Linked DNA regions of Homo sapiens: region 2 is linked to region 1. Evidence: chromatin loops called from intact Hi-C (ENCODE). Cell type or tissue: chondrocyte. All regions are shown on one strand. Region 1 holds the start of PTH2 (parathyroid hormone 2). Region 2 overlaps DKKL1 (dickkopf like acrosomal protein 1).

Region 1 (2,500 bases):
CTGAAGGGCAGGCTGGACCTCCGGGGAGAGAGACAGATTTCGATTGGCTCTTTTCTCGCTTCACCTGCAGCCCAGGTATCTTCCCGCCCTTTCCCTGTCCTTTTTGGAGCCTGACGCCTGCTCCTTTCTCTTCTCCTGCCCCAGCCTGGCGCCCCGAAGGTCTCTAGAGAAGGAGACCCGAAGTCAGAAAACCCTGAAAAAAATTGCTGGACGCTGCTGTGAGAAGAGGAAACCCTTTTCAAATAAAAGCGTTTTGCTACGTAACGGGCGCTGTACTGAAGTCTTATGAAGTATATCTTATTGGATCCTCGTAACAGATGAAGAAAAGGAGACACAGAGACTGACGTCAAGAAGGCTTTCTCAGTACTACGCAGCTAGATTTGGAGGACCCTGGGTTTGGATGCTAGGGCTGCCTCACACCAGAGCCCGCGATCTTTCCACTGTGCCTGGGGAGAAGTCTGGAAGTGATGGGAGGGAGGAACAGCGAAATTCAAAGATGAGAGCTGATGGAGAGACAGATAGAAACCTAACGGAGGAAAGAAAAGGAAGATATGAAGGAGTCAGGCAGAGGAAAAAGGAAAAAAGAAAGTGATGGAGAAGGGAAGGAAGAGTTTCAGAGGCAGAAGGAGAATAGAGAGAGGAGGCAGAGATTCCCAGAAGACCAGAAAGCCAAAAGGGTGAAAGGGGAGATAACCACAAGGACCCAGGGAGACGGGGACACATACCCAGAGAGGAAAGAGACCCAGAGAAAGGGACAGAGACGGAGGAGGACAGAGACCTTGGAGATTACAGAGAACCAGAGAGAAGGGGACAGAGATGGGGGTAGGGAGGGACAGGGGCCCAGAATGAAAGGAGGGGGCGGGGGGGTGGGGGCGATAGGGAAGCAGAGATCCAGAAATAGGAAAGAAGCCAGCTTCCTGGACAAAGACAGGCAGAGAGAAACGGAATTGAGGAAAGAAAATAGAGTGGGGACTGAGGAGAGAGATGCCAGAGTGGCCGACACAGAGTCCTGTCTCTTTTCTACCCCCCATTTCAAGCCCCGCGCCCCCAACCCAACGCACACGCAGGTCGCGCAGGAACTAGGCGCAGTCCGGAGCGCAGGGCATGGTCTTTATTAAGATGGGGACGGGCAGCGCGCTCAGGGCGCATCCAACACCAGCAGCTTGTGCATGTACGAGTTCAGCCAGTGGCGGCGCTCGAGGGCGGCCAGCAACCGCGCGCGCTCCCGGAAGGCCGCGTCGTCCGCCAGCGCCAGGCTCCTCCGCGGCCTGGGGGTGGCGGGATCCGCCCAGGCCCGTCCTGGGGGGCGGAGGCTGTGGAGAGACGCGGTGACCGCGCGTCCAGACTCGCTCTTGCCGCCGCCTGTCCTCCCCGCGGTCTAACTCGAAGCCCCGTTACTGCCCAGTCCGTGGAGTGGCTCGGTCCGGCTCCCCCTGTCTCTCTCGTTCTCTGTGTGGGTCTCTGTCTCTCTGCTCACCAGGTTCGAAACTCCCCAGGTACTGAGACCGAGTCTGATGCACTTGTCCGCCCACAGCGCTCAGCGCATGGCCAGGCGCACACCAAGAACCCAATAAACGTTGCTCAAAGAATGAATCCGTTTCTGCAACGACTCCTTTCGAGCCTCTCCACGCCTTTCTCGGGATCTATCTTTCTGTGTCTCTTTCCCTTGCTGATTTTCTGTCCATTTCCCGCACCACCACTACCACCAAACCCTCCTCCCGCCTTCCCCCACCCCTAGTCTCTGTCTTCTCGCTGGGTCTCGGTCGCCCTCTCTTTGGGCTTCTGTTCCGCTTTCTGGATCTTCCGTCCCCTTTCTCTTTGGTTCTCTTCCCACTTCTCCAAGTTCCCACCCCTCCCTGGGAGTTCTGGGACTGGCACCTACCTGAGGACCCCGACCGGGGGCAGGGCGACTCCCGAGGCAGTGCGGACGCCCCAGGGCACCACCAGCAGCAGCAGCAGCAGCAGCAGCAGCCGAACCCGAGGGCTCCTGGACACCTGGCGGGTCTCCATCACCTGTGGAGAACCAGAAAGGGGCTCAGTAGGGCTGCATCCCGGCCCAGAACCCCGGGCCCCACCATGCATCCACCCCCAGCTTCCCGCACAGTCCCCTACCGTGCAGTGGGCTGGGGCAGCGATGGTGGCAGCCCCCTTATATCGCCTCCGCAGCCCCCGCACCGGGCAGTGACGCAGGCCGGGGGGCCGGGGACGCGGGGTCACCCCCTCCCCAGGCTCATTAGGAGCCGCCAGCGGTAATGAGGAGCCGGGGGTGGGGGACCTGCCGCTGCCTTGGCCGCCACCAACTAATTGGGACCAGAAGCTGGACCTGAGACGAGGGAGGGGGAGAGACAGACAGACAGAGAGGTGGACACAGGGGGTGTGTCAGAGGGCTAAAAATAGAGACTGGCGGAAGGACCGTCAGAGGAACAGAGACACAAAGAGAAGGACAAAGACAGAGTGGCCGAGGAAGAAATAGAGAGAAAGAATGGGAACGACAGAAAAA
Region 2 (2,500 bases), 50 kb before region 1:
ACTTTTACATTCTCTTAATTTTTTAAAAAATATTCTTTCTTTAACCTGTTTTAAGATGCAAGCTGTCATTGCGTCATCATAGTTACATTTTATTACTCAAATAATTTTTCAATTGTTTTACTAGTTTTTTTTGGATCTTTGTCCACTGGTTTTAGAGTTTTTGTAATTTTGATAAATGATCTTTTATGCTTTGTATCATTTTCTTAATGACTTACCTTAGTTTTTAACAAATCCATGGTACAGTAAGTTATATTAAGACATAGTATTTTTATGTTTTTTTAAATTATACTTTGGGTTCTGGGGTACATGTGCAGACATGCAGTTTTGTTGCATAGGTGCATGTACCATGGTGGTTTGCTGTACCCATCAGCCCGTCACCTGCATTGGGTGTTTCTCCTGATGCTATCCCTCCCCTGACCCCCCACCCCCCACCGACAGGTCCTGGTGTGTGATGTTTCCCTTCCTGTGTCCATGTGTTCTCATTGTTCAGCTCCCACTTGAGTGATAACATGCAGTATTTTGTTTTCTACTCTTGTGTTGGTTTGCTGAGAATGATGGTTTCCAGCTTCATCCATGTCCCTGCAAAGGACATTAACTCATCCTTTTCTGTGGCCGAATAGTATTCCATGGTGTATATGTGCCATGTTTTCTTTATCTAGTCTATCACTGATGGACAATTGGGTTGGTTCCAATTCTTTGCTATTGTGAATAGTGCCATAATAAACATGCATGTGCCTGTGTCTTTATGGTAAAAAAAAATAGTATAATAAATATCCCTATAGTCTCTTTTCCATAAACCAAAATTTCTTAAGGTTGGCATCATTGGCATGTGGGGCTGGATAATCTTTATTGTGGGAGCTGCCCTGTGCACTGTAGGATATTTGATAACATCCCTGGGCTCTATCCACTAGAGAGAAGTTGCCTCCTGCCAGGCACAGTGGCTCATACCCGTAGTCCCAGCACTTTGGGAGGCAGAGACGGGCGGATCATGAGGTCAGGAGTTCGAGACCAGCCTGGCTAACGTAGCGAAACCCCGTCTACTAAAAATACAAAATATGGGGCCAGGCACAGTGGCTCACACCTGTAATCCCAGCACTTTGGGAGACCGAGGCAGGCAGATCATGAGATCAGGATATCAAGACCATCCTGGCTAATGCGGTGAAATCCCGTCTCTAGTAAAAATACAAAAAAATTAGCCAGGCATGGTGGCAGGCGCCTGTAGTCCCAGCTACTCAGAAGGCTGAGGCAGGAGAATGGCGTGAACCCGGGAGGTGGAGCTTGCAGTGAGCCGAGATCGTGCCACTGCACTCCAGCCTGGGCGACAGAGCGAGACTCCGTCTCAAAAAAAAAAAAAAAATACAAAGTATGGCCAGGAGTGGTGGCTTACACCTATAATCCCAGCACTTTGGGAGGCCGAGGCGGGCAGATCACCTGAGGTCAGGAGTTCGAGACCACCCTGACCAACATGGAGAAACCCCGTCTCTACTAAAAATACAAAATTAGCCGGGCATGGTGGCACATGTCTGTAATCCCAGCTACTCAGGAGGCTGAAGCAGGAAAATCGTTTGAACCCAGAAGGTGGAGGTCGCGGTGAGCGAAGATAGCACCATTGCACTACAGCCTGGGCAACAAGAGCGAAACTCCATCTCAAAAAATAAATAAATAAATAGGCTGGGCATGGTGGCTCACGCCTGTAATCCCAGCACTTTGGGAGGCCAAGGCAGGTGGATCACCTGAGGTCAGGAGGTTGAGACCAACCTGGCCAACATGGTGAAACCCCGTCTCTACTAAAAATGCAAAAATTAGCTGGCATGGTGCCATGCCCCTGTAATCCCAGCTACTCTGGAGGCTGTGGTGGGAGAATCGCTTGAACCCAGGAGGCAGAGGCTGCAGTGAGCCGAGATTGTGCCACTGCACTCCAGCCTGGGCTACAGAGTGAGACTCCATCTCAAAAAAAAAAAAAAAAGAACACAGTCATGTTGGATTAGGGCCCAACCTAATGACCTCATCTTCACCAATTATATCTTCAATGACCCTAGTTCCAAATAAGGCCACATTCTGAGGTATTACAGGTTAGAATTTCAAAATATGAATTTGGGGAGGAAACAATATGGTTGTTTGTTCGTTTGTTTTTTAAGCCTGGGTCTTGCTCTGTTGCCCAGGCTAGAGTGCAATGGCACAATCTTGACTCACTGCAGCCTCTGCCTCCCAGGTTCAAGTGATTCTCCTGCCTTAGCCTCCCAAGTAGCTGGGATTACATGAGCGCGCCAGCACGCCCAGCTAATTTTCATATTTTTAGTAGAGACAGGATTTTGTCATGCTGTCCAGGATGGTCTCAAACTCCTGACCTCAAGTGATCTGCCCACCTCAGCCTCGCAAAGTGCTGGATTACACACATGAGCCACCGCGTCCAGCCAGGAGGAAACAATTTAACACATAACAATCTCCTGCGCGGCTTCTCAGACCTCATCTTACTAAAAGGCAGACTGATTCAGCAGGT

What was found. Hi-C counts contacts between places; a loop is a spot of excess contacts. Peaks named below come from ENCODE experiments on the same cell type or tissue, not always from the same donor. Only the 100,000 strongest peaks of a DNase experiment are listed, where the experiment ranks them.
Region 2: a loop joins it to region 1, with 2.4 times the contacts of the local background. A loop is called at or near these places in 3 of 110 quality-filtered maps.

The regions. Positions count from the first base shown.
Region 1 is chr19:49,421,330-49,423,829 of GRCh38, forward strand. PTH2 (parathyroid hormone 2) reads right to left here and starts at 2,112. Exons shown (of 2, transcript NM_178449.4): 1 at 1,883-2,112; 2 at 1,090-1,313. The coding sequence starts at 2,010. The coding sequence ends at 1,139. It also overlaps a transcript of GFY not described here. RefSeq lists a silencer at 2,228-2,431. In chondrocyte, CTCF peaks have their summits at 1,193 and 1,396; no DNase peak of the experiment used is centred here.
Region 2 is chr19:49,371,353-49,373,852 of GRCh38, forward strand. The region is part of intron 4 of DKKL1 (dickkopf like acrosomal protein 1); the gene reads left to right. All of the region lies in intron 2 of LOC101928295 (a long non-coding RNA gene), which reads right to left. Among named protein-coding and RNA genes, the nearest start is that of DKKL1, 8.7 kb to the left of the region's middle. In chondrocyte, no CTCF peak of the experiment used is centred here; no DNase peak of the experiment used is centred here.